Linked DNA regions of Homo sapiens: region 2 is linked to region 1. The links are chromatin loops, found by intact Hi-C in ENCODE. Cell type or tissue: ascending aorta. All regions are shown on one strand. Links, peaks and the distances in the headings refer to the core of each region. The heading gives the core; the rest is flanking DNA.

The links. A loop is a pair of places that touch in the nucleus more often than their neighbours do. Peaks named below come from ENCODE experiments on the same cell type or tissue, not always from the same donor. Only the 100,000 strongest peaks of a DNase experiment are listed, where the experiment ranks them.
Region 2: a loop joins it to region 1, with 9 times the contacts of the local background. A loop is called at or near these places in 90 of 110 quality-filtered maps.

Annotation. Positions count from the first base shown.
Region 1 is chr11:27,150,737-27,166,137 of GRCh38, forward strand. BBOX1-AS1 (BBOX1 antisense RNA 1) reads right to left here. Exons shown (of 4, transcript NR_125768.1): 3 at 314-416. Among named protein-coding and RNA genes, the nearest start is that of BBOX1-AS1, 60 kb to the right of the region's middle. In ascending aorta, for the core only: a CTCF peak has its summit at 8,248 (motif pointing left); a DNase peak (open chromatin) is centred at 8,205; H3K27ac peaks cover 336 bases.
Region 2 is chr11:26,744,426-26,759,826 of GRCh38, forward strand. No RefSeq gene overlaps it. Among named protein-coding and RNA genes, the nearest start is that of SLC5A12, 30 kb to the left of the region's middle. In ascending aorta, for the core only: a CTCF peak has its summit at 9,636 (motif pointing right); a DNase peak (open chromatin) is centred at 9,646.

The DNA of each region.
Region 1 (15,401 bases), core at 7,166-9,665:
TCCATCTGAGATCTCCTCAGCCTAGATGGACTTCATTGTCCACATCACTATCAGCATTTTGGTCACAACCATTCAACAAGTCTCTAGGTAGTTCCACACTTTCCCTCATCTTCCTGTCTTCTTCTGAGCCCTCCAAACTGTTTCAGCTTCTGCCTATTACCGAGTTCCAAAGCTGCTTGCACATTTTCAGGTATCTTTATAGAAATGCCCCACTCCTTAGCACCAATTTTCTGTATTAGTCAATTGTTACACTGCTATAAAGAAATATCAGAGACTGGGTAATTTATAAAGAGAAGAGGTTTAGTTGGCTCACAGTTCTGCAGGCTGTACAGGAAGCATCTTCTCAGCTTCTGGGGAGGCCTCAGGAAACACACAATCATGGCAGAAGGCAAAGGGGGAGTGAGCACTTCACATGGCTGGAGCAGGAGGAAGAGAAAGAAAAAGGAGTTGTTACACACTTTTAAACAACCATATCTCACAAGAACTCACTCACTATTAAAACGACAGTACCAAGGAAGAAATCTGCCCCCATAATCAAATCACTTCCCACCAGGCCCCACCTCCAACATTGGGGATTACAATTGAACATGAGATTTGAGTGGGGACACATATCCAAACCATATCACTAAGCAATGAAAGGGAAGATTCCAGAGGTAAAGCAGAAGGTCCAATCCCCCAACCAAAGTTAATTTTACATCTTCCTAACATACTCGACACTTACTTCTTCATCCTGTCTCCTAAGAGTTCCACTATCCATCCCATTGCTGAAGTCAGTAACCTATGAGCAATCCACACTTCTTCCAGTTCCCCACTCTAGATATCCACTCACCAAATCCCTTTGGTTTCATATATACAATGGTACTAGATTCTGCGTACCCTACTCCATTCCCACAGTCATTTTCCAAGTAGAGATCCTACTATCTCTTCCCTAGACTAGTATAATACCCTCCTCCCTAGCCTCCCTCTAATCTTATGGGAATGCCTCCCATCCATTCTGCCCTTGACAGCCAGATCAACTTCCAAAATGCAAATCCTACTGATCCATAGCCAGTAAGTACCCATATTGCCACACAATTGTTTAAGTCTGTGTGGTTAAAATACATACCACCTGCTAAATATTAAATGTTATCCTGGGAGTTGATCTTGCCACTCTCTTCCTTAAAACCACTCTCTTATTTAAAATGTGTTGCCTTCAGGATATAATTCAATGCAAAGCAGGAGAGATAATTTCCTAAAATACCATTTTTGTTTGTTATCTCCTTTACCATCTAATGCTGCTTCCAAACTGGTAACCAAGACTTGCAGTTCTTTGCCCTAGAGATTCTGATGGGAGAAAATTAGAAACTGGGGTCTTTTATAAATGTCTACATCTTTTGAAGAGTAGACAGTACTTAGATTACATTAGATCACCTGGAAGATGAGGAGACAGAACTGATGAGGTCATAGGAAACAATTGTAGGGCATTGGGGGTGAAATAGAAAAATGTATGCACAGTAGGAATCTAAACGCTACACCTCGAACAGTGCAGTAGAAAGGTAGAGAAGCCTCAGAATAAAAGGCGGAATGGTCCACCCAGAGAATCTAGATCCTAGACACTAGAGTTCCCACTTCAACAAAGAGTCTCATAGGTGACTACAAAGCCACAAACCTGCAGGAACCAAAAGGATATGAAGGCTGGAACAATGGGCTCTCCATGACAACCACTGTGGTCAGATGATTGATGCGCTAAAGGGTCTCTCTAAATGTGTGAACTTAGGAGCATGGGAAGCTCCAAGAATAATGAAAGTGTTGTCTGTCTCATGAGCTCCTAAGGCATCCTATCGTGGATCTTATTATGCTCAATGTAGCTACCATTTTTTGTTGCCATTTTTGGCTACCATTGTCAGCCCAGGTGATAGTAAACTTTTTCTGTAAAGGGCCAGACAGTAAATATTTAACCCCAAATTGTGACCAATACAGTCTGGCACAGCCACTCAACTCTACCATTATACGACAAAACAGCCAAAGACAATATGTAAATGAATGGGCACATCAGAGTTCCAATAAAACTTTATTTGCAAAAACAAGCAGTGGGGCAGATTTGGCCCAAGGGCCGTAATTAGCCAACTTCTAGTCCAATGTATTAAATTATAAGCTCACTGAGGTCAGAGATCATATCTTTTACTAAACCAGCAAAAATTTACTGAGAATTTACCATCAAAATCCGTGAAAAGCAGCCATCAGGACTTAGTAGTGATTAAGACAAAATATGTTCTCTAATGTAGCTTAGATTCTACTACAAAAGGGGAGATAGCACATAAATAAAATTAATATCTGAAAGCAACCAATCTTATTCACCAATGAGTCTCTACTGTCCTGCACAATATTCACTACCCACCAAGTACTGAGTATAAATTTGCTCAATGAATTTGCTCATGTCTAGTACTGTAACATTTTTGGCCAACCCTCAGCTCTTTCCTGCCTAAGCAGTTAGGGGCTTAAGCTGCTGAAACTTCCAAGAGGAAGTGGAGTTACAAGCTAGTCCTAAAGCAGCTGGCTCAATCACTCATTATTTTTAATGAAACCACAAGCCAGTGCCTGCCTCCAGCTCCTACCAGGAGCTGAAGAACTTCTTCAGTGTGGGCTCTCCTACAAGGACAAATCTGCTGAAGTAACAGGGAATGAACAGCTCTTGTGGTAAGCTGAGTAATGTCCCTCAAGGATATCCACATCCTTATCCCCTGAATCTGTGAATGTGTTGTCTTACATGGCCGAAAGGACTTTGCAGCTACAATAAAGTTAAGGATTTTCACATGGGGACAGTATCCCGTATAATCCAAACAGGCCCAATATAATCACAAAGGTCCTTATTAGAGTGATACAGGAGAGTCAAAGAGAAGCAAAGGTAAGAGGGGATGGGGTCAGGGGGGAGATTTGAAGATGCTGTATGGCTGGACTTGAAGGTGGAGAAGGAAGTCATGAGCCAAGGAATGTAAGTGGTCTCTAGAAGCTAAAAAAGGCAAGAAATATATTCTCCCCTAGAATCTCCAGAAGGAATGCACCCGGCTGATATCTTGATTTTAGCCCTTGTAAGACGCATTTCAGATATTTGACCTCCAGAACTACAGGATAATAAATCTGCGATAAGTGGTTACTGCAGCTAATAGAAAACTAACACAGTCCCTTGCCCCAAAACTGTCACAATTGAAGAGGCCTGCAAGCCTTTTGAGTCTTACGGTAGATGCCTTGACCTACCTGCACAAGCTTTGTGTTTGCAGCTCTCTTCCCAGAGGCAGCCTTGCAGAGATCCCCAGGCACCACCTGGGAGGCTGAGTGAAGCTGGGGCAGCCAGGATTGTTGCCCACTCTGTTCCTTTTTCCCCCTTCATGGGCCTTCTCCAGCTGCCCCATCAAATCCAGGCAAGGCTCTACAAGACTACCCTCCCCCACTTTCCACCTATGCCTCAACCTTAATTCACCCCAGGCCAGCAGAGCTGCATGTGTCTTTGTGAGAAATCACTGTTCTCAGGTACTTCTCCGTTGAGCAACTGGATATACCCAGACAGCCTAGGGAGTAAGTTCCCAGGGAGGTAAATGCCCACCTAGGACACATCAAACACACCTGTGTCAATTCCAAACTTTGAGTACAAAAAAAAAAAAAAAGGATTACTCAAGAAGGTGCTGATAAAACTTTAAATGTGTAGGTCTCCCAATCAGCATGTGCTGCCAAGAACACTTTCCTGTGGCTCCACCTCTCTCTACTCCCATCACTGAAATTGCACCTTTTTCATCAATGTAGGCCTTATTTCACAGATCTATAGGAAGAAGATTGGACTAGATAATTATTCTAAGGAATCATCTACTGCACCATGACCTGTGACCTAAATAGGCCTAAAAAACAGTTTTTCTTAATGGGTTTAAGCTGCTTTCCATTTTTTACCTCAGAGCACTGAGGGTCCTCTGCCCTAGAGTTCTTTCCATAGAGTTCTGCAAGGCCTGGTTTAGCCAGTTAGGCCAAAATTGTTTTCATGTGATGGGCTAAAACATAGAATTCCTAATATTGCTCAGTACACATTCTCTTTAACTGATTTGATTTTTATAAACCTAAACCTGTACCCACTTTTGTATCATTTTAGCTAGATTTATTCTTTGACTCTTTTATTCTTTTTGTGTTAACTTTTCTACTGTATTTTTTTTTTTTTTTTTTTTTTTTTTAGACACGGTCTTGCTCTGGCACTCAGGCTGGAGTGCAGTGGCATGAATTCTCAACCTCCTGGGATCAAGTGATCCTCCCACCTCAGCCTTCCAAGTAGCTGGAACTACACGTGCATGCCTCCACACAGAGCTAATTTTTTAAATTTTTTGCAGAGATGGGGTTTTGCCTCATTGCCCAGGCTGGTCTCGAACTCCTGGGCTCAAGCAATCTTCCCACCTCAGCCTCCCAAAGTGCTGGGATTACAGGTGTGAGCCACCACGCCTGGCCTTTTACTCTATTTTCATTGTTCTTAGTTTATTTTGCCTCCTTATGATTATTTATACTGCTTTCTTACCTCCATTCTTCTTAGGGCTTTATCAAGATTCCATTTTACTTGTTTTATCCTGTTTTTATACTAATTTTAGTTGCTTTAGCATTTTTAAATTTTTCTAACTAATTAATTTTTATTATATCTTTTCTGATTATTTAAATTACATAACTGGAAAGCATAAAGAGATAATCTGCAGGAATAGCCCATAACCCAAGCAAGAGAAGTAGAATGTTTTCTTCTTCAGAAAACCACCAATTTGTTCTCTTGGTAATTTCTAGACATTAGTAAGTATTATTAGTAGTCTGTGGATCGGGGACCTATAGCAAGTACAATTCGGAGTCTCTCTGAGCACCAGGGGCTTAAATCTCCCTGTGGTAAGCTAAGATGTTAGTAGGGGTTAGAATAAAGGGGAGTATAAGATAAAAGCTTAAGTACTTCCCCCATGTGTGGCCCAGGGAGCTCAAAGTCAGTAAAGAGCTCTTCTAAGCCTAATAAGGAAGGCTTCTTGGGAGAAGTGGGTCTTATTAAGACCTACTTCTTAATATTTCTTAATATTGTTAAATATATTTGCTGACCAACAAATTGTGCTTTTATTACAAGGTAATAAAAACTTCACTATATTGACCTAGAAAACAGATCAATTTAAAAAGTAAAATAGTTGTTTAACTATTTTTATTTTATTTTATTTACTTACTAATATTTAGAGATTGAGTCTCTCACTCCATCGCCCAAGCTCTTCTTGTTGAATTGATCCCTTTACCATTATGTAATGGCCTTGTCTCTTTTGATCTTTGTTGTTTTAAAGTCTGTTTTATCAGAGACTAGGATTGCAACCCCTACCTTTTTTTGTTTTCCATTTGCTGGTAGATCTTCCTCCATCCCTTTATTTTGAGCCTATTTGTGTCTCTGCACATGAGATGGGTCTCCTGAATACAGCATGCTGATGGATCTTGACTCTTTATCCAATTTGTCAGTCTGTGTCTTTTAATTGGAGCATTTAGCCCATTTACATTTAAGGTTAGTATTGTTATGTGTGAATTTGATCCTGTCATTATGATGTTAGCTGGTTATTTTGCTTGTTAGTTGATGCAGTTTCTTCCTAACATCGATGGTCTTTACAATTGTGCATGTTTTTGCAGTGGCTGGTACCGGTTGTTCCTTTCCATGTTTAGCGCTTCCTTCAGGAGCTCTTTTAGGGCAGGCCTGGTGGTGACAAAATCTCTCAGCATTTGCTTGTCTGTAAAGTATTTTATTTCTCCTTCACTTATGAAGCTTAGTTTGGCTGGATATGAAATTCTGGGTTGAAAATTCTTTTCTTTAAGAATGTTGAATATTGGGCCCCACTCTCTTCTGGCTTGTAGAGTTTCTGCCAAGAAATCAGCTGTTAGTCTGATGGGCTTCCCTTTGTGGGTAACCTGACCTTTCTCTCTGGCTACCCTTAACATTTTTTCCTTCATTTCAACTTTGGTGAATCTGACAATTATGTGTCTTGGAGTTGCTCTTCTTGAGGAGTATCTTTGTGGCATTCTCTGTATTTCCTGAATTTGAATGTTGGCCTGCCTTGCTAGATTGGGGAAGTTCTCCTGGATAATATCCTGCAGAGTGTTTTCCAACTTGGTTCCATTCTCCCCGTCACTTTCAGGTACACCAATCAGACGTAGATTTGGTCTCTTCACATAGTGCCATATTTCTTGGAGGCTTTGTTCATTTCTTTTTATTCTTTTTTCTCTAAACTTCTCTTCACACTTCATTTCATTCATTTCGTCTTCCATCGCTGATACCCTTTCTTCCAGTTGATCGCATTGGTTACTGAGGCTTGTGCATTCGTCACATAGTTCTTGTGCCATGGTTTTCAGCTCCATCAGGTCCTTTAAGGACTTCTCTGCATTGGTTATTCTAGTTATCCATTCATCTAATTTTTTTTCAAAGTTTTTAACTTCTTTGCCATTGGTTCGAACTTCCTCCTTTAGCTCGGAGTAGTTTGATCTTCTGAAGCCTTCCTCTTTCAACTCATCAAAGTCATTCTCAATCCAGCTTTGTTCCATTGCTGGTGAGGAGATGCGTTCCTTTGGAGGAGGAGAGGCCCTCTGATTTTTAGAGTTTCTGGTTTTTCTGCTCTGTTTTTTCCCCATCTTTGTGGTTTGATCTACCTTTGGTCTTTGATGATGGTGACGTACAGATGGGGTTTTGGTGTGGATGTCCTTTCTGTTTGTTAGTTTTCCTTCTAACAGTCAGGACCCTCAGCTGCAGGTCTGTTGGAGTTTACTGGAGGTCCACTTCAGACCCTGTTTTCCTGGGTATCAGCAGCGGTAGCTGCAGAACAGCGGATATTGGTGAACCGCAAATGCTGCTGCCTGATCATTCCTCTGGAAGTTTTGTCTCAGAGGAGTACCCGGCCGTATGAGGTGTCATTCCACCCCTACTGGGGGGTGCCTCCCAGTTAGGCTACTCGGGGGTCAGGGACCCACTTGAGGAGGCAGTCTGCCCATCTCTCAAGCTGCGTGCTGGGGGAACCACTACTCTCTTCAAAGCTCAGTTGGAAATGCAGAAATCACCCGTCTTCTGCATTGCTCATGCTGGGAGCTGTAGACTGGAGCTGTTCCTATTCGGCCATCTTGGCTCCCAAGCCATGATCACAAGTTCCAACAATAGGCTGTCTGCAAGCTGGAGGAGCAAGAAGAGCCAGTCCGAATCTTAAAACTGAAGAACTTGGAGTCTGATGTTCAAGTATTCCTGGAAGCATCCAGCACGAGAGAAAGATGTAGGTTGGGAAGCTAGGCCCATCTCCATTCTTGCTTTCTTATACACAAAATAAAAGAAAGTAAGCTCTGTGAATTGTTGATTGACTTGTATATCTCAAGTGTGAAGATTTATTTGATGAAAATGTTAAATATTTGTGAGTGTATAGCTTATGAGATGCAGCTATAATACGTTTAAACCAATGGAGTTTTATTGGCAGAGTAAACGTACACTTGCTTCTAATAATACTCACAATAAAAAATAAGGCCTGTCCCAAGTGCCTTAGCTATGGAGTAATCTGTATCAGTCAGAAAAACTTAACTCCACCCCCAGAAAAAGAGGTTAGCTACCTTCAGATTTGTCTCTGTTTATTTACTATGTAGACTCTAAATCCCATACTGGGGAGATTACCTGTGTTGTCAAGGTTTCCTTTCAAGAAACAACAAACTCTTCACAGGTCAGGTAGCACTTAAAGCTCATGAAATGGAGAATAAAGACAAAGTTGGCATTCTGGCATTCAGAAGGGAAAAGTCTTTAAAGAGTAAAAAACATTCCTATAGTTAGTTGTATAAGTGTACGGAACCATGGGGCATTGCATGACCCAATTTTGGGGCAATTCATGAGTAAGAAAGTGGAGAATTGACAAAGCGGTTAGAAAGGAGGCGTGTTCTACAACAAGACAAGATTACAGAGCCTTTTGGATAAATTAGGATTTCAGCTGGTGCCCCCAATTCACGTTTTTTTGTTTGGTTGGGTTTTTTGTTGTTGCTGTTTTTTGTTTTGTTTTGTTTTAGTAGAGATAGGGTTTCACCATGTTAGCCAGGATGGTTTCGATCTCCTGACCTCATGATCTGCCCACCTATGACTTCCCAAAGTGCTGGGATTACAGGCCTGAGCCACTGCTCCCGGCCTTCCAATTCACGTTTGGAAGAGGAAACTTGCAGATCGGAGTGACTCATTCTTCAAGTGTGTTCTTTAGGCAGGGCCTCCATCTAGTGGTTTGCCCTGGAAATTAACCCGCAGCCTTTATTAAATACACACTACTTCTTTTCACAAACTTTATGAAAATAGAAAATTAGAGCTCCCTCATGTAGCATGGCAGAGGAAAATTTCCCTCCTGAACTCATGAATTCTGTCCTTTCATTGCTTGCTAAGAAGTGCAGCATTCTTAACGTCTAGATTTTGTCATGCCCTCTCCATTCATGGAGTTTTCATACCCAGTGTATCTCTTTGCACATAGAAGAAAACTGTGATTTCTAACAACCAAAGAAACAAAACTGTGTGTGTCTATGTGTGTCTGTGTCTCTGTGTGTGTGTAGAGTGTGCTAAGAAAGAGCTCAGCTGTAGAATAGACAATAGCAATTGGTAAAGGTGTGGACATATCATAAGTATTAGTAAGAACAACAGGAGAATGGATGAATGTTAACTGGACAGTGAGATAAAAGCAGATGAACAAACTTGCAAGGGAGGAACAGCATGTCTCACCAGGAAGCAGAATGGGGCCAAAACAAGCTGAATCTCAGCTGGGACATACATAGTCACTGAATCAGTGACGTCAGATTTTCAGAGCTCTCCTGCTCCTATCTGTAACTTTGAACAAGTCCTTCTCCATGTGAGCTTCTGACATTTTATCACTGGATTTGTTTTTTTTTTTTTTTTTGGAAACGAAGTTTCACTCTTATTTCCCAGGCTGGAGTGCAATGGCATGATCTCGCCTCATTGCAACCTTCGCCTCCTCAGTTCAAGTGATTCTCCTGCCTCAGCCTCCTGAATAGCTGGGATTACAGGCACATGCCACCACACCCGGCTAATTTTCTGTACTTTTAGTAGAGACGGGATTTCACCATGTTGGCCAGGCTGGTCTCAAACTCCTGACCTCAGGTGACCACCCCCCTCGGCCTCCCAAAGTGCTGGGATTACAGGCGTGAGCCAGCGCACCTGACCTTATCACTGGATCTTAAAGCTGCTTTAGCCACATACCCCTTGGCAGGTCTGATAAGCAATATGGACCCTCTTCTCTCACTTACATTTAATTTTTTACACAATTTTTATGATTTAAGGACATCCCTGATTCCCAGTTTTACTATTTTGTAGAAAATAGGCCTGTGACAATTCTTAGCACTGGTGCAGTTTTTTCTTTTGTTTAATATTTCCTTATTTTCACTCTTAAACATTTTTCAGTCCCTTCTGTGTGTGCTCTCACATATTTTTCAGTGCCACTGACTCTGTTTTCCCCATCGTTGTTCATTTTTCCTTCTGTTTTCCGTTACTCATTTGTGTCATCTCTCTCCGTTTATGTGTTTTATTAGACATGTCGTCTTTCAGCCACACTAAGAGCAAACAGCCCACTTAAAGAAAATCTTTATGTCCCTCAAGACAGAATCAGAAAACATGACATGGGAAAGTAGATGAGTGATAGTGGGTAAGAAAGAAATTCTAAGAAGTCATGACAGTGAGAAATAAAGGAAGAAATGTACAGAAAGACACCAGATAAAGACCCTTCCAATTTAGGGCAGCACCTTTCAGCTTTTATGAATGTATGCCATATTTTCAAATGCTAGAAATCTTGGGAGCATATGTGAATGTGTGGAGGATTTTTTCCCCCAAAGATGCTCAGAACAATGACTCTCATCCCAGAGACTCTTGTTAAAATGCAACTTTGGCATTCTGCCCATCGAGAGATGGGTCTGTATCCCCTCCCCTTGAATCTGAGCAGTCTGTAACTCACTTGTAACAAATAGATTGCAGTGAAAGTAAATTCTAAAGTGAGGTCAGAAAGGGTGAGGGTCCCATGGAACACCTGCACTGGGGTCTTTGGTTCCCATGTGAGCACTCCAACTGCTCTGAGGCTGCCATGCTGTGAGGAAGCAAGCTAGTTTACATGAGGAGACGACATGGAGAAGCCCTGAGACTATCTGAAGAAGAGATATAAGTGAGAGATCTAGCTGTCCCCAGCTGCTCCATATCTCTACTGTTACAGCTGTAGCCACCAGCTCACTGAAACTTCATTAAAGACTCCAGAACCATCCAGCAGAGCCTTTCCCCAAATCACTAACCCACAGAAACCAAGAGAGATGATAAAACAATTGTTGTATTAAGCCAGTAAGTTCTGGAGTAATTTGTTACACAGCAATAGATAATTGGAATGAAAAGAAAGCATCGAAACAATTCTAAAGAAGTCAGGGATCATTAGAATGTAATCACCACTGCAGAATCATTGTGACTCACACTGCCTATAAAAACATCCTTGATTTCTTCCACAGACTGATTTCTTCCACAGACTCTCCTCAGCAACATTCCCTTCTGGGTATACTCAAGTTCCAGTAAACACTCTCATTCCGTGACTCTGGCTTGATATAACTATTCTATACCCTGCCCTGCAGTGCCTCCCTGACCAGCTCATCTCAATGTGTCATTTCACAGACACCAACATAATACAAAAGTATTTGGATCAAAATCTAGTGGCTCACCTAGTACCCAGATCTTGATGTCTAATACTATTTTTCAATAAAAGGAACCAGGGATCCTTGGAGAAATGGCTGATTCCAGAGCTGGGGCACAGAAAATACAAAGTGAGCCTGGAGCATCTTTCAATGCTAGAAAGTAAGGAGGTATTCAAAAAGCAAAAGGATGATAAAAGTATACACGAGTCAACCTGGAAAAGCACCTGATGGCCAAAGCTAAAATAATTTGAAGAACAAAATAATGTAGTATTAGGTTATTATCCAAAGTATAAATAAATATTTATCCATCTCCCTTTTATAGATAATATTTGGAAAACAATTATAGCTGATAACAATAATTACTTACATATATTACTATGTGGTAGGTCCTATTCTAAACACTTTGGATATATTAATTATTTTAAGGTAAATACTATTGTTATAATCATTTTACAGATGAGAAACACAAGGCTTGTCATGTCAAGGCACAAATCGAAAAGAATAACATTTGTACAGCACTTTGTAGGTCCTGGCAGGCATAAGAAACCATCTGTGGGGGCACTGGCCACCTCAGGCCCTATCTAGCCATCCAACAGTTGACTATACTAGTGAATTGTTTCAAGGCACACCAAGAAGCTCTGGTATAATTTTCTCAATGTACACAGCCTATAATTTAAACCTAGGTCTACCTGACACCACAATGTGACCTCTTGAGCTCTCTGCCCTATAACCAAAATACTAAATTCCAACACTGTGCTAATAATTATATTAAGATTATATGATCATACTGATTCAATGTAGAGTCTCAGAAGCTATACAAACTCTTTCAAGGCCCTGAAGAAAATGTAGCTATTAACCTATTGAATAAAAAGTAAAGTATCTGCCCAAGCAAGACACCCAGGACTAACCTGCTCAATGGAGAGACACAGAAAAACCTCTCAAGCAGAACACAGCTAACCTGAACTCTCTGTTCCCAGAACTTTAGCTGAGTCTCACTTCTAGGGGAAAAAAACACACACACACGGGAACAAGCTGATTTATTTTCCTTGACCTAGAACAAAAATCACAACATCTAGGGGTTTTTTGAGGTCAGAACAAACTCAATGTTCAGCCTCCACCCTCTTCCACCACAGGAACATTATTAGAAAAAAGGATAATGGCATTGTAAAAACAGAGCAGAGAGCAGACAGGGGAGGGGACAAGGGAGGGAGTGGAATATTCTTTGCAAACACCTGCTACGTGCTAAGAACTGCGCCAGACGCCATCTAGCATCACTTCATTGCTTTTCATAGCAACAGTTTGAGAAAAGTGTCATGAACTCCATTTTACATGTGAACCCAAGGTTTAGAGAGGTAAAATAATTTGCCTAAGATCAGCTAATCAATGATGAAGATAGTATTTGTGTCCAACTTGACTGGCTCCAAAGCCCATGTCTTGGATAGTTAAAGGGATAGGCAGACCCCTAAGCTCAAAGAAAGGCTAGGCCCTACAGATGGAGATCCAGAAAGGTCCTCATGATGCTGACAGAATGCAGGTCCCAAACTCCATGTTTGTTAAGTAGGGATAAATCTAAAAATAGAAATGAATGGCATATCCCTCTTAGTACAGGTAGGTATGACAGTGGGAAATGACTCAATAGGGGTATACTAGGGTGTCACAGAAGGCTGGATTACAGAGGCAGGCTTCCTGTCTCACAGAAGCAGAGAATGCCAGCCATAAGCTAACATTTATTGAGTGATGCTATAATCTAAGTGAGTCCCCCAAAATTCATGTGTTGGAAACTGAATCTTCAATGCAATACTGTTGAGAGGTGAGGCTTTTTGGAAGATGTTTAGGTCATGAGAGCTTCTCTCTCATTAATGGATTAATGCCACTATAAAAACGTTGCAGAAGTGGATCCTCTCTCTTCTGTTCTTCTGCCATGTGAGGACACAAGGTTCCTCTTCTCCAGAGGATGCAGCAACAAGGCACCATCTTAGAACCTGAGAATGAACCTACTGGTGCCTTGATCTTGGACTTCCCAACCTCCAGAACTATAAGAGATAAATTTCTGTTCTTTACAAATTATCCAGTGTCAGGTATTCTGTGATGGTAGCCCAAAATGGACTAAGACAGATACTTACAATATGCAAGATACTTTTCTTAATAAGTATTTTCTTATTTAATTCTTGCAGCAGCGCTATGAGGAAGACACAACTATTATCTCCAGTCTACAATGTGAAACTGAGAACTAAATTGCTTACCTAACTAATCTAATGTCCCTTAGAAAGTCAGGATAGAGCCAGGAACTCTGATTCCAGAACCTAAGTTCTTAACCATGAAGAGGAAAGAAACTAAATTCAAATACTAAGGTTCATACTATGTTATTCAGTCTAATTAGAGTATTAAGTTGTATTGCCATTACAATAATGAATTTCACTTTAGTAATGAATTTTATTAGCATTAATTTTTATTACCATAGTTTTGAATTTTATTATAACCCTTGGCTTAATATTTATAATATATTGCATGTATTATTTTAGTACTGGGTTTTATGGTGATGGTTATTATTGTCACAGTTCAGGATTTTATTATTGCTATGTTTAGTGTTTTAATAATTACTTTTGGTCAGGCACAGTGGTTCACGCCTGTAATCCCAGCACTTTGGGAGGCCGAGGCGGGTGGATCACGAGGTCAAGAGATCGAGACCATCCTGCCCAACATGGTGAAACCCTGTCTCTACTAAAAATACAAAAATTAGCAGAGTATGGTGGTGTGTGCCTGTAGTCCCAGCTACTCAGGCGGCTGAGGCAAGAGAATCGCTTGAGCCCGGGAGGCAGAGGTTGCAGTGAGCCGAGATTGCACCACTGTACTCCAGCCTGGTGACAGAGCAAGACCCTGTCTCAAAATAAATAAATAAATAAAATAACAATTACTTTTAAGGCCTACATAGAAGAGGGGGTGGTGGGGAATGACAATCATGGTATGAAACCAATCTCATGTTTGCATGTGTCAAATGAAGAATGGGTAAATGTAGTACTCTGTGGCCAATGCTGCAAATTAGATTACCCAACAAATATTAAAAAGCCCTTCTAATGTGTGTTCCTATACAATCGCTCCCAGAAAAGGCGGGAAACTACTTTTCCCACAGGCCTTTGCTGCTGGATACTCATGTGACTTATAGTCTGTGAGATCTTCTGGGCTTCTTCTGCGTAGCTATGATTAAGGTCCCGGCATCACAGGTAATAACAGGTGGACATCATTGGTGGTGGGATTTCATAATGCAGTTGAGGGTTTCTCCTTCCTGTGTTGTTCTATATTGTGGTATTAAAACAGGTTCCCTGGCCCTCATTTAAACTGAATAAACTGCTGGCGCTGTGGCTCACTTCTGTAATCCCAGCACTTTGGGAGGCCAAGGAGGGTGGATCACTTGAGGCCAAGAATTTGAGACCAGTCTGGCCAACATGGTGAAACCTGTCTCTACTAAAAATACAAAAATTAGCCAGGTGATGTGGCACACACCTGTAATCCCAGGTACTCGGGAGGCTGAGGCACAAGAATTGCTTAAACCCGGGAGGCAGAGGCTGCAGTGAGCCAAGATTGCATCACTGCACTCCAGCCTGGGTGATGGGGTGAGACTCCATCTCAAATAAATAATAATAATAAAATTAAAAATAAATAAATTAAATAAACTAAGTAATGTACTGTCATAAACCCCTGTTCTAGAGTGGATTCTGTTATTCACCACTAAGAATCTTGGCTAATATACCCTTCTATTGACTGACAGACTTTTTAAGTGGTAAAGAATATATAGAGGCTAGCAAGTCCAAACTATCTTCTAATGTGGGAGACCTTCTTATTAATCTTGATATTCAGCTTCACTTTTAGCTCTCCTAAGAGGATTCACTTTTGTTACTTGAAGCCCCTTGTAGCTCAAGATGCTTTCATATGGCATTTTCTAAAGTATCTTCCATGGAAACATGTTTGTATACACACACTTAAGATTCTGTGGTGGCCGGGCACAGTGGCTCACTCCTGTAATCCCAGCACTTTGGGAGGCCAAGGTGGGAGAATCACTTGAGCCCAGGAGTTCGAGACCAGCCTGGGCAGCATAGGGAGACCTCAGCTCTACAAAAAATAAAAATCAGCCCGGCATGGTGGTGCGCACCTGTGATCCCAACTATTTAGGAGGCTGAGGTGGGAGGATCGCCTGAGGCTGGGAGGTCAAGGCTGCAGAGAGCTGAGATTGCACCACTGCACTCCCTCCTGGGAAACAGAATAAGACGTGTCTCAAAAATAAAAAAAAAACGTAAAAAAGATTCCATGGTAATAAATTTGGGGAATAAATGCTAGGTAAATAAAGTTCTTTAGATTTTTTTTTCACTGCAGGATTTCTCAAGTCTTTCATCTGCTAAAGTTTATAGATAATCTTTAAGAAGTGAACTGTCCAATTCTTTCTCAAACATTAAACAAAGATTTTTCTTTTGTGGTGGATCTCCCAATGTTACTATTACACTAGATACCCTCTATGGTGCTTGCCTTAAATTAATAGATTACCTAAAGGATGGAATTTCAGGTTTGAGATAGATAAGTGAAAATGTTGTTTGGTAAGCAAATACCTGATGACCCTTCCAATAACATCGCAGAAAAAGCTACCGACTTCTCAATCATGGGATCAGTCCTGTTTTCTAACAGGACTCCCCTGTTTCTCTCCAACCCAGGAGAAACTCTGCAGG
Region 2 (15,401 bases), core at 8,576-11,075, 400 kb before region 1:
AATATTATAAAATTAGGATACTTATATATAGATGGAGAGATGGATACCCTAATATTTTTTCCTATATCCCAATAGGTTCATCAGTGAAAATAGCATTTCTTTACAGACCATTGTACCAGGCGTTCAGAAGTAGGTTGGGAAAGAAAGCCATGGGTACAACTGATTGTGTTTGGGGGTTTCAAAATGTGTTGATTAACTAGCATGTACTTCATAAAAACAAATAATAGTAGTCATAATTAATAAATATTCAATGTAAAGTATATTCCAGGCACAGTGCTATGCAAATTGCATATTCTTTCATGCAATACATACAACCACCCTTTGGGGTAGATAAAATTGTATAATTCATTTTACAGATACAGAACATGAGAGTAAGAAGGTTAAGTAACTTGCCCTAAATTACTATGTAAGAAATAAATAGGATGACACTTTGCAACCATATCTTCCTCCCATGACCAGTGCCCTTTTCCTTGGTAAGGTCATAATAATGATTATTACTATCTCCATTAATACTAAATGCTGTATCTATTGAGCAACTCTTATTTGCCCTCACTGTGCTAGGTGTTGCTCATGGGTATAGATAAAACATTTGTTCAGCAAACTCCTTTGATAAGTAAGCCATTTCAGAGAAGGTGAAACTATAAGAGTAAATGGTAGTATACTTTGAAGGGTGAAACAACGAATGGAAAAAAAAAATCCCTTAATATAGGAATTTTAAGTGGGAATATCTAATGTTTAGTTAGAGATTTTTTTTAAAGTATTGACATGTAACACACCTTTTGTTCTTCCACATCTTCAGTGATCTTCACTACACACTTAAATGTTTTGTGTTTACTTAATCTCTCTTTCAATCTCCTCTCATCCTTCTTTCTCTCCCTTTTTCTTTTCTGATATTCAAGGACGGGGCCCTACTTTCTGATAAAACCGTTATAGAATTCAGAAGCATGTGGGAAGGGAAGTCTTCATAACCCTGAACAAATTCAGAAAAAGCAAAAATCTCATGACCAGAATTGAACATGAGAGTGTAAAATTCAGTTTCACCTGAGGAAGGATTTGAAATTCTAGGGAGTATACGATGGCACTCCCATGTAATCTTATCTAGATCTGGATGGTTAGAAAATGTCATGTCATTTATTTTTCACAACAGACCTGTGAGGTGGCTGCTGCTATCCTGACCACATTGTATATCAAACTCTGGGCACGAAGATGAGTATGGGTTCATTAGGAGTTCATATATCTTTGACCAGATTGTGTGCCTAAAGATAACCAAAGAGAAAACCACCTGTACTCTCATGAAATAAGGTCAGGTTATTAAAAAGTGCCCTGGGAAGTGGAGCATCTCTGAGATATCTCTATTAAAGCTATAAGTCCTCTCATCATCATCCTATATAATGGAAATTCAAGCTAATATTTACTGCTCACTTTGTGAGCATCAGGGGCAGGTCTAAGAACTTCACATCTATCATGTATTTTAATTTTCCTAACAACACTTTGAGAAAGTACTATTACTATTTTTAGCTTACAGATTGGGAATCTGGGTACAGAGATAATAAGTTTTCCAAGGACACAAAATTATTAAAAACTGACTTTGAAATTCATACCTAGAAAACTTGACTTCAATTCTTATGTGAGTGAACACTATTATTTATACTCCCTTTTCTTTTTGAAGGGAGGAGAGATAATAGGAATTTATACATTACATACATGTGAAACTTTAAAACATCTAATAGATGCCATTTATTGAACAATCATGATGCATCATGCTAACTAATAGGTATACATTGTTTTATTCAGTGTTATAAACACTTTTCAAGATAGCATTAATTTTACCATTTTATTGTCAGGAAACTGAGCTTCAAAAGGATGAGGTAACTTGGTTAGGGTCACGCAGCTGGCATCAGAAGTCAGATTCCAATTCAGGTCTGTAGGACCCTTTCAACCTATATTGTTTCCATAAAGCAATGCTGTATGTTTAGTTTCAATGAGTAATCTCATCTAGTAGAAAATAGTTTGAGCACATTCTTCCTCTTTAATATTTGAGAGGATGCATTGTGCATAAGAAATGCAGCTATTGGATGAGGATTTTTGCCTTCTAATACCTTGGGAGTGGCAGTGGGGATTATGCCCAGTCCAAAGGCATCACAGAGACCTTGTAGTGTTGGAAGTCAGAGGGCCCTCCACAACAAACACCATACAATATGCCTGAGATTAGACTCTCCATATCTTCTCTTTAAAAAGCAAAAAAGAATTCTAGAATATTTCAAGAGAAAGAGAAAATTATTGCAAAATATCAAGTGAGGTTTTATGATCAAATGAGAGTAATATCCTTGTTTTCCTCTTACATGTTCAAACACTCATTCTCTTGCAAGGTCACTTTTTAGTCTGTTTTCTAAGCATGGTGCCTTCCCAGAATTTCACCTTTAATCCTCTTTCATGGTTACTCTGTTGAGTGAATATTGTTCTTTCTCTTCTACTCTTCCTTTCCCTTCCCAAAAGAACTCCACTTTTCACAGTCCTAGAGTTTGAATAGGATTGATATCCACATCTCCTGAGCGAGAAGAAGGCCTTGTAGGCCCTCACCAATAAGCATAATTTCATCCTACTTTCTGGCTATACTGACTAGTTCACAAGGGCATACATTAAGTCTGCTTTAAAGGAGTTGGCACTTCATGTTTCTTAAGCCCATATAATTGATAATGGATAAGCACACAATTTAAATTGTTCAATCAGCAAATCTTTGGAAGACAGAGCAGGAACTAAATGATAACTGGTTCTTAAGATAATAAATTGCAGGGCCAAATATCAACTAGACCTACCCTAGTTTTGGACATTTCAATTATGTGAATCAATAAACTACAGAATTTGAATTTACCTTTTGTTACTTGAAGTTGAAAGCTTCTTAAGTTACCTTATATAATTTCCCTCTGAGGAATGGAATTCACTTTCTACTTATCTAATATTTTAGCTTTTCTGAGGTTCTCCATGTAAAACAAGATATTCACAGAATAAAATTAAATAGTGTATTAAAGCTTTTAGCATTGTGACTGGGTACATAATAAGTACTCAACGTATAGTATCTGTTATTGTTATTGTTACAACTATTTAAATTCATTCACCCTTTATCTTCATCTCAGACTCTAGAGCTTCAGTCAAAAATGTATCGCTGCGTGTTGCACATCTTTCTATTAGACTCTGTATTTCTAAAAATAAGGACTATACCTTTATGCAGAATGTCAAAAAATACCTTAAATCAAAAAGTTGTCATTATGTATTGACTCTTCTATATGCCTTGGCCATGTGCAAGGTATGTTAATCAGTGTATCTCCTTATTTTTTCTATCCACTCTGAAAAATAGGTATTGCTCTTCTTATTTTACAGGTGAGAAAATTGAGACCGAGAAAGTTGTTCTACTTTCCCAAGATCATACACTTAACACAAATCCAGATTTATATAATTCCAAAGCTCATGACCTTTTCATTAGGACTTATTATTTTCTTGGACACAAGCTTTCTTCCAATTGTCATATAACGAATGTGTTTTTATGTTGTCCAATATGTGTGTTTGTTTCTCCATTCAAATTTCAAACTGTAATTAAGGTAATTTCTTTATCTCTGTTTGCTCACAAGGGTATTATTTAATAAGCCCCATAAAATTCTCCCTTGCTAAATGAAATGTTCTTTCTATTTTAGAAGCTGTATAGAGTCGGTTGTGATTGATGGCTGGGATGTAACAAAAATGAAACATGCCAAGACTTTGTAGTGGCTTTGCCTATAAAAGCAGTAATCCACCAACGCCTTATTATGGAGTACCTGATTATCATTATGACAGAAATATGGAGCCCAAACATCTTACTTTAATGAGCCTTTCTCATTTGGAGAACTTACTTTGGCTTGGGTTTGTTCAAAAATACTTTGCTCTTTTGAGACCACAGTACCTAATTTAGCAGCTCATTATACTTTACTGTAAATGACATTGTGTTCTTATTTCTAAATGTTATTTCCATCAGCACTTGATTTCCTACACATTTGACTTGCATGAGTTTTCTAATATTTCCTTAGATACACAATATTATCTGCATGACAAATTTAGGTAACTTCTTATAACAGATTCAGTTAAGCTTCATGATGTAGCTTTATTACAATCAAGGTCAAACACTGGCTCACAAGTTTTTATATCATAGTAAAAATCTAAAAGAAAATTTCATTTTTGTTCTGTCTCACTTCTCTTCTCCTAATCACCCTATCTATAAATTCTTAATTTTATCAAGCCCATCACTAAAATAAGTGCAAAATAATCAATTGTATATTTGTATATCAAGGGAATATTGTCTGGAATTATTTTTGGCAGAGGAAGGAATGTTAAATTATCCATCAAAACTACCTGATATGGGAAAATGTGGACATTAGCTATTCTTCAGTTACTATTAGCTTTGGTATTTCTTTCTGTGTGTGCATCTGTGTCTAATGGGGTGGGGGTGGAGGGTGTCAAGAAAGAGAGAGAGAATTTTGTTGCAGAGAAAAATAATTTTCACCTGAAACACATGCAATTAAGACGTTATCCTCTCAATTAAGTAATCCAAGATTACTTAAAAGTTTATCTAGTAATCCATCTGGTTTTGTTGCATGATGCTGTGGCTTAATAGTCAGGTTGTTCACTTTTGACATTACTGCCAGAAAGTTTAGACCAAAATTTCTGGCTCACACCCATATTAAATGTGTTGCTTATTGTAGTTTGAAGAATTAGACTTTTTAAATGTTTCTGTCTCAGATCCACTCCTTTACAGTTTTTCTTTATTTCTTTGCCCACATTTAACCTAGGCTAATTTACAATATTTTATTGTGCTGCACAAATCACTTAATAAGCCTTCTGAAATTCTTTCTAGAACAAGGTGGAATATAATACATGGACAGTCAATGTGAAGATCCTGAAATCCTGAGTAATTATCCCATATACAAATTTCATCCTTTTTAAAAATAGACACAACCAAGTTATGGTGTGTGCTTACTGTCTGCCAGGAGCCAGAAGTAGACTGGATGTGAACCTCAGCTGTTAGGCTGAGATATCCTTCTAACTTACTTTGACTCTTACTCTGAAATCTCTTAAACTCACCCCACCTTCTGCATCCCAAGGGCATTCATTATGGTTCTTTCTCTCACATTCATAAGCCTTTGCATCATGCATTCTAATTTACAAAGCATTTTGCAGTGCCTGTTAACCAATCTCTCTACCGCAGGTGCCCATCCATTCTAATCCATCCTGCACACCTATACAGTGTAATTTTCTTAAAATACCATTTTCATCTTGCTCAAGAACCTCTATCTGTCATTTTAAGGTGAAACATCTCGTCTAAAACTTCAACAACTTTCAGTAGCTAGCATCATCTTACTTCTACAAATAATTCCTCTCTTTAATTTTCAACATGAATCTTCCTCTTCAGTAGTTGCCCTAATTTTTCTCCAGCAGTGCTGTCTTCTTTTCTGCTTCCACATGTAGTTTATGCAGTTTCTATTACCTTGAACACCAGCCTAGTTTTCTCCTCCAATTAAAATCCTATTCAATTTTAAAGACTCAATTAATCTACAGTTCTTTCACAAAGGTTCTGAATCTCAGAGACTGTTCCTAACTATACTTGTTTTTTTTTTTTTTTATCATTTTCTCTAACTAGATTATGTGTTTCTTAATGACAGGCATGATATTGCATCATCTCTTGGGTCTGCCATGTTAGTAAGCCCAGCATTGAGAGATATTATAAAATTAGTAGAAACTTATTGAGCCTCAATCACTCCAAACAATTATCAAGTACTCAGCCAGAGGCCATATGTTTTAGAATTAGTAAAATGAAAGACCTAAGAAACTCCAGAAACTCTAATGGCCTGACTTCCACTCAAGCATTTCAAGATAATACTGAATCAAATTTGTAATACAATCAGAGTCCCCAACACTCTAGAGAGATGAAGATATTCATGGGCTTTGCTCAGTTACCATAAACTATAATTCAATATGGTCATGAGGAAGTATTTCCATAAACACTGTCAAAAAGAATGAATTTGGGTTTTTTAATTCCCGTTTTTCCATTGCTATTACTAATAACTGAGGCAAGAATCAACAGTGTATGCTAAAAGCAATGGGTGAAATTTTGATGGACTCAGGATTAGAATATTTCTCTGGTCTCAGAATGTCTCACCACAGATTATTAATTACTTATGAATAAAAAAATGACAACTATACAGTGTAAAAACTTGGTAAACACCACTAGTCAAGTAATCAAAGCTAACATTACCAATTCGTTACAGGCCAACCTGATACCAGATGCATGCCCCATGATGGAGTGCACTAAAATGACACAGCATCATTCATGTGGTATTTCTGCCAAAAATGCATCACCTGAATCTCATCATGAGGAAAAAAAAATCAGAAAATCCCACATTGAGGGACTTCCTGTAGAAACTGTCCTATACTCTTCAAAAATGTCAGTTTCATAGCAGAGAAAGGAGATTGAAGAAGAATGAAAACAAAATGCAATGACTGATCCTGGGTGGGATTTTTTTTTTCTGTGAAGGATAGTTTGGGAAGAACTATTGAAATATGTATATTAGATGATAGTATTGTATCATTGATAATTTCCTAAACTTGCTAGTTGCATTGCGATTATAAATGAATATCCTTGTTCTTAGAAGCTACTTTCTGAAGTATGAAGGGTCATAATGCCTGTCATTTGTTTAAAATTTCATAAATAATTATTATGGTATTCATCTATGTGTAGCAATAAATATAGATATATTGAGAGAAATGTCATGATGTCATAATTAAAGACAATATAAGTTTCATTGTACTAATTCTTGTGAGCCTTGTTTAACTCATCATTGTGGTAGCCAAAATAGTAGCCCCCTAAAAATGTCCACATTCTATGTGAATATGTTAAGGTGCATGGCAAAGAGTAATTAAGATTGCTGATGGAATTAAGATGGTAAATTAAACTGGAGATAGGCAAATTATCCTAGATTATCCCAGAGGGCTTTATGGAATCACTGGAGTCCTTATAAAAGCAGAAGAGGTACGCAGAACAGGGAGAAAAGGAGAGATGGTGACATGGGAAGGACTTAGCCTGACATCAGTGGCTTTGAAGATGGAGAAAGGGCCCACTAGCCAAGGAATACAGATTGGCTCTAGAAGTTGGAAAAGGCAAGGAAATAGATTCTTCCCTGGAGCCTCTAGAAGGAATGTGACCTGCGACATGCTGATTTTAGCTTAGTGGGACCAATTTCAGACTTTTGACCTAGAGAATTGTGAGATAATAAATTTATTATCTAAGCCACTAAGTTTCTTGAAGTTCTTACAGCAGCAATAGAAAACTGATACACTCCTTTTTTTTCTGTAAAATTAAAGTTTGAAAAAAAGCAGCGTATGTGTAGAATGCTTTCTAAGAACCCCAGCTCTAGAGGCAGGCTGTTGAATCAGGGGAGGTAAAAGATTGTCTAAAGGGTTTGTAATTTTTCGGAAACTTGATTTTTAACACAAATGAAGATGAAGAACTATTCTCAGAGTAGTACAACTGCAAATCAACACAAAATAGAAATAAAATGGAATCAACAGAAAATGAGACAGGAAGAGAGAATAAAGCTTTAGCCTGAGTCTTCTTTGGCATTTGTCAAGAGAGGGACAAAGGAAAAGGAGATAGTTTATATTTACGTATGTATTTATACACATGTAACATTATACATATATTTACTTTATTTACATAGTATGTATTTTATTTATGCTTATTTTATTATATTGCAATTATATATATTATATACATATACACACACACACACACATATAACACCCACACACACATATATATGTGTGTATGTGTACATATTGTATCTTTTGGGATGTGTGAAATGTTGAAAAGGGGACTGAATTCTAGTCTAGCTTTTGTCATCTTAGTTTGGTAAAACTGGGAAATATTGGGCTAGTTCAAAGTTAATTGCGGTTTTTGCCATTAAAAGTAATAATACAAGTGCTCTGAGCTTCAGACTCCTCAACTCTACCAAAAAAAAAAAAAATCACACTTATCTTGATGATTGCTGTGAGAATTAAATGAAAAAGAGTACAAACACCTAAAAGAGGGTTAGTATAAAATGTGTGATCAATATACAGAACCATCAATGCATTTATTATTGTTGCTACTTACACTGGTGCTTCTACTACCGTTGTTGGTACTTGGCTGTATCCACTTTGTTCTTTCATCATTCAGCCCCTCTTCATCAACTACTTTCTATTTTATTTTTATTTCTTTTCTTTTCTTTTGTCCTTAGTAAGATGCCAAAAACACAAGTGTATTTACAGGGCTATGTTCCAAAGTTCCACCTGGGCTGCTATGCTGACACTGCTTTCTTTGTCTGCCTCTTACAGGTAGGCGTTTCTTAACCTCTAGCCCCTGGCCCTCTTTTGTTGTCAAACTATATTTATTTTCTGGATGGCCTTTTTATTCTGATTACTTAAGATACTGTGTCACTATTGAGGACATCTTAATTTACGTATCCAATTGAGTTCCATGTCTAAGTCACATCCTCAAAGTCACAGAAAGGCAGAAATGTAAATTAGACCCTTGAGAGGCTTCTAAGGGAAAGAAGAAAAACTGGGAGGAATGGTGGCTTAAGAAAAATATCGGACGAAGCAAAACTAGTTTTGTCATATTTTTTGCTTTTGTTGTATTTTAGGGATAATGGAGTTTTTAGTACTTTGTATACTAGGAGGAAGTTGCTGAAGAAAATAATCAAAATAAAAGAAAGATGACTGAAGAGGCAAGATATCAGGGGATATTTAGAGGGAGAACTTAGTATGATGTCTGAGTATGATAAGTCAATAAGAACACAAATTCTCAGAATTGAATTTGAAGGAGGAGAGGAGGAGTCAGCTACAGATGCATTGAAAGTTAGAGAAACTCACTTCTTTGAATTTTTTGTTTCCAAAAACTGCAGCCTTCAGGAACTGGTTGACAGTTGGTCATATAGTATGTCTGAGGAGCCTATGTTGGAAGAGATTTGATGTTTTTTTCCAGTAATTTCAATGTTTTAGTAATTTTGATATTGATTATTTGACCAAGGAGCCATCTGCCATCAGATAAAATGACACAAGGCAATTTGAAGCCCACCATGCCTTTTCCTCAAATATTGGAAAAGCAAATGAATAGATGAATATTGTGTGTGTTTGAATAAAGCCTCCAGACACAATTTTTTGCACATGATGAAATTCTAAGACATCTTTATAATATAGTCTCTGTTGGCTTAATACACAGAGACCTTCTGTGTGGCTGCCTCTACCGGGGTCTGGAAAACGTCGTCAGTGTGCAGCAAACACACACAGTAAGATGCACTGTGAATTTCTAAGAGTCTCCAAAGACTGAAGACAGTAAGTCATTCAGAGTCATGTTAATGGCAAAGCTGCCAGAAATGGGCCACACACCCTAATTCAAATGACCCTTTCTTCATAAAAAGTCATAAAAAATGACCGTATAAGAACCCAATTCTTCTCGAATGCATGAATAGGATTTGTATGTATAATCTATGGACTACAGTTTGAAACAAGTCTAATATGACCCAGCTGTGTTGCATAATAAAACTGACAATGAAAGCACGGTCTAAGAGACCACCAGATGGCAGCCTCTTCATGTTTAACTCCTGTGGTTACCCCTAGACCTGCTGGATTTTGTTTATTTTTAGGGCCCAGGACTTCAGAGTAGAGGAAAGGATTAGAAGTAGGAATTCAGTCAAAGGCCACAGACAGGTAAAAAGAAATGGATTTTCTTTTTTAAGTTTGTTTTTTATTTTATTTATTTTGTTTTGTATTCAGAAAGATGCTGAAATCACAAATGTGTTTATAGGGCTCTGCCCCTAAATTGCATCTGGACTGACTGTGTTGGGACTGGTAGACCTCAGGCCAAGCGGGACAGTATGAACCTGGAAAATAAGCAGAATATGTCTCTTTCTGGTGGTGGCAGCCGCCTCAACTCAAAGTCCCTGATTACCCCTGCAAGAAAAATTGTCTCGTACTTGTTTCTTAGGCTTTTAAGTGGTTGAAAAATCACTTTATCTTTTATTTACTTAAAATCCTAATTTTAATTTTTTCCTTTGTTATGCACTTTTAACTTCATAATTTTTCTTAATGAAATTTTAGAAAAGACAAAATGACTTCATTCAATAAACGCAGCAAATGTGTTTAAGTTACTTTTTAAAAAACATTTTATTTTACACGTATACTAAATAAGAAAAAATTTAAACATAAAAAGTGAAAAGAAATAATGAAAATAATATAACGTCATCACCACCCAAATATAAACTCCATAAACTGTTATCTAAAAATCCCATGTCTCTATAAACAGAATTATCTCCAAAACAGGATTTTGCTATATATACTGTTTTGCAGATTTTAAAAATTGACAATGTATCATATACATTTTTCTATATTAAAAATATATTTCCATGCTATAAATTTTAATGGTTATATGGTGCTCTGTAATTATGTCACAGTATGTTCAACTGGGCCTTTACCATAAAAATGTTTTTAAAAAGACTATAATTTTATAAAATCATTAGTTAAGCAGGAGAGTAAGACAGGATAGAAATGAAAAACATGAGCAAAGAAGAGAAATGCAGACAGGCAACGGAGAACCACCCAGGAAAGTTGAGGTCAAAACAGAGGAGAAGTAAAGGACACATGAAAGATAGAAAGGGGTAAAGATAGAGGAAAAGAAGAAAACAGAAATGATCTGCAGTAAACCATCCAGCAAAGACTTGCTTTTGATTTGTGTTACAGGTTTCTGATGATCAACCTTTATCTTTCTACTTTGAAATACTGAGCGGCTGACAACCGCTCTACAGTTGTTCTTTATCTGAAAGGATGGTAAATTTTCACTGAAGGGCACGGTAAAGAAATGTAAACAGCAAATATTAATATTAAAATTGTTCTCTAGTTGCAGCTACAGAACAGAGGAATGCAAACTGATTATTTGGAATTAAGCAGAGGATCAAATCTCCAGGAAAAAAAAAGACAAAAACATTTTCCTATTTCTAGTTCACTTCATAAGCTTGTGAAAAGAACACACTGCCTGGACGTGATGATTTATATGAAATGATGTCCATGAAATACAATTATATCATATTTAAGGTGATGAAATATTATATAGATGTTTAAGGTGATGAAATATTATATAGATAATAAAAATGCATGAGCTTACTCTTTTTAGCACATGTAGACAATAATATGTGCAAGGATACATAGTGACTTGGGACTGACTATAAAATTGGGGACATAAGGGCATGGTAAAAGAATAATTTTGCTTTCTATGCAATATTTTTTACTTAGAATTTTTATAGTAGGGCATGTATTGATTTTTAATAAAAATAAATGAATAAAAAGAGAAAATGTCAGCTCACTGAGCACAAATCACTCATGAACAGAGGGAAGGGGGATGATTCCTCAAAGTGTGTAAATCGTGGCTGACAAGAACAGCCTCTCTGGTCTCACTCCATTGATCGCTTTCTCCAGCAGCCTCAAAAGGCCTTATTCTCAGCTGGTGTCATGCGACTCTCATGTCACAGGACGCATTTTAAGCCTCCCTTGAAGAAAATTCTTTGTAAGGCTTGGATCTAGACCTCTTTCTCTTCAAATAGTTGCAGATGGCAGCCTTAGGTTTCATGAAGGAAGAGGGTAGATTGGCAGACTTGAACAATTAAAATGAGTGGCTTCAGAGGGATTTTTAAATTCTCTGAATTTTACAGTGAAGACCCTCTTTGCTGAGAGTAAAGCAGTAGGATGAGAAAGTAAAGCTAGAGGAAATATTCTTCCTGAAATAAAGGTGTTCCAAAAATAAATGTGATTGAATTGGGATAGATCCACTGTAATGATGCCCTCAAATATTAAATCTTGGCTCCAGGGAGCTTGCAAAATTTCTACAAGCCATTATGAATATTTCTTAGAGCTTAATAAAATCATATATTTTATCATAGTAAGGCTGTGTAAGTTAGCTAAATATTGAGTTTTCCCTTGTTTAGAAACATCTCTGCTCACTTATACTTTATGCTAAATTCTGGAATAGAAATTCATATATTTTTAATAACAATGGAAAAACAATAATCTCTTATGAAGTGAAATCTTTACCCTGCCTTTTTTAAGTTGACAAATAAAAATTCTATATATTTATGATATACAACATGATGTTTTGATATACATATACATTGTAGAATGGTTAAATCGAGGTAATTAGCATATACATTACCTTACACACTTACTATTTTTTGTGATGAGAACATTTAAAATCTCAGCAACTTTCAAGTACACAATAGATTATTATGAACTATAGTCACAATAATGTACAACAGATCTTTTGAACACATTCTTCTCTCTACCTGAAATGTTGTATAATTTGACCAACCTCTCCTCAACCCCACAGCCTCAGCCTCTGATAACCACCATTCTACTCTCTGCTTCCATGAGTTTGACTTTTTTTAGATTCCATATATGAGTGAGATGGTGTGGCATTTGTCTTTTTGTGCCTGGCTTATTTCACTTAACATAATGTCTGCCAGGTTTATTCATGTTGTTGCAGATGATAGGATTTCCTTCTTGTTTAGGGGTGAATAGTATTCCATTGTATATATATGCCACATTATTGAAATCCATTCATCTGTTGATGGACACTCCGGTTGATTCCATGTTATTCTACCTTTGACACCAAGTCTGCGTACCTATTGAGCTCTACTCTTTCTTTAATCTTCTGGCTTGTTTTCTTTCCTGTGTCTTAGTAACTGGCCACTCTACCTTTGCCTCAGGATCCTCTTCTGTGCCTGATACCTCTGAGCAGCTCTGGTCAGATCTACTCAAAACCTCAGGTTCCTCATCCTTCATTCCTGCAGAGGATATTCCCTACTTTGAAGTAAATAAAATTTGTTTTTTCTTGATTGGTAACATGTTCTTTTCAGAAATCAGGAAGAATCTTTGTGTTCAGGACCCTTGAAAAGTATCTGCTGTAAGGGTGATTTTCGAGTAGCAGCCATCAGAGAGCAGGCTCTTAATCTGGTAGCATAAAATACAATAAAGCAACCAGAGTACTGGTCATGACATTTGGTAACTTGGTAACACCAAAGTAGCTGAGGGAAGCTTTTAATGAAGATTGTGGAGGCTTATCTCAAACATTAAAAAATTAAACAAGTCTTACTTTTTAGTTCTTAAGTAACAGGAGGACATCTCTTTGTATGTAGGTACTTTATTTCTCTAGGATAATTTTCAGAAAATAATTTGTCAGTTGACTACTTTGGGGGGCAACTAAGTTATTTTGGAGATTCTGTTAAGTCCTGGGAGAAATTAAAGATTAAAAACTTATTTCTTGATCTCTAGCCATTCATAAATGTAACAGGCAAGTCTATATAATGCAATGTAATGTCAAATATAATATGTTCAAAGTACCAATGAAGTACAGAGGCAGAAGAGCTGAGAGGATCTTATGTTTCTTGAAGAAATATTTCAGCTGGTCCCCAAAGGTTTAATGAAAAAAAAATTCAAAATGAAAATAAAGAAAAATCTTGCTGGTGGGAACACCATGAACAAAGGCTTGGAGGCATGAAAAGTACATGACACAATGGAGGAAAATAAGTACAGAATTATTGCTAGAATTAAAGACAGAGGAGATTGTAATGGGGAGAAAGTCTAAAAATAATTCCCAGACCAGAACATACAGTGCCCTGAATCCCAGGCTAAGAAGATTTCATTTCTTTCTGTATTCCGTGAAAAGCCCTTGAAGGATTTTAAGTGGAAGTATTTTTAGAACTATGCCTTAGAATGAGTTATCTTACTGCTATAGTCAGATGGTAAGATTGAAAGCCAAAAAAACCAATTATTAAAATAACACCAATGGCAGATGTGAAAGACTTGAAATAGTACATTACAGAAAGAAAGAGACTACACTTTGGCCACTTAAACATCTAGAGTTTGAAAAGGTGGGCACTGAGATTCTCTGTGTAGTTGTCAACTCCATTCTTGTCATTGCTCACAAGGAAGATCCAAAGTAAATGTTTCTATTTTAAAAAGAGCTTTATGGAAACACTCATAAGGAAATAGTTGTGTGCTTAAGAACATCAGCCCTGGCCCTCCTAAAGAGGGAAAACCTTGGCAAAGTAAAGGATTGGTGTTTACATTTTCAAAAGCTGTTTTATCCTTTAAATGGTACCTATGATATAGTCAAAGAAGGCTGGTTGTCAATTTTACTGCTTCTGTAATGATAAATGTCACCCATTTTCTCCTTTGCAGGAGAGTGGATTTAGATTTACCAAGTTTATCCCAAGAAGCTAATTTTGAATGAACAATATGAAATATGATCATGGAAAATTTAGGCGTCAGAAATTAAAAACCTAAAACTGAAGAACATAAGGACTTGAGGGACAATTAGAAATTACCTACTCTGGAGTTCTCTATCTTTTTATCAGCCCAGACTCTTCATTTATTTTTTCACTTAATAGAGAGCTTCACACAGGTCATGACCAGGGTGACCATGTTTGGTTACCAACATTGTTCACCATTTATATCCCAGCAAGTCCTATAAAGTTCAATAAATAAATAGACTTATAAAGTATAAGTTAAATGATTAGTAGCCAGTTAGCACTATTCATCACCTTTATAAACCAATATGATCTAAATGCATTGATAAATTTTAAACAAAAGCAGACACTCAATAGTTTGATTACTTTTATGGCTTATGTTTTCCATTAAGCTTTTAGAGATAATTAAAAACAATTTAATAATTCTTGTTATTATCGTATATTCCTAAATCCTTAATGATCCCGGGGACTTTGGGTTAGGAACAGTAGTTCTAATCTTATTCCAAATGAAAATGAGGCACAGAGATGGGAAGTGACTTCCAAGGACATATAAGTATCATCAACATCCTATAATTTAATCTTAAGCAGCTTTTGGGGCAAGGAAAAAAAAAACAATCTTAAGATTTGCTGCAGTGGTTTCTTGTGTCCCTGGTCTGTGAGGCTGATTACATGCTGTTCTGGCTTCTGACTTTTAGGTAGAAGGCCAATGGCTGCACCTTTAGCTCTGCTCTTGTATGTAGTTTTTTTCCCCCTAAAAGTGTTTAATTATACCAAAAAAAGCAGCTGTCTTTGATCACACAACTTGCTTGCTAATTTCTCCAGGTTGCTTTAACATTGCCATCTGGACACATTACTCTTTTCTTTAGATCACTTTTAAATAACCATGACAATAAAAATATTTTTAAAATAATAAAAAAATCAGAAAGACAAAAAAAAAAAAAATCCACACAAAGCCCAGAAACAATGGAAAGAAGCAAGACAGGGTTGATTTTCCTGGAGGGAAAATATAGTCACCTGGTAATTTTGTCTTAGTTCTGGGAAAAG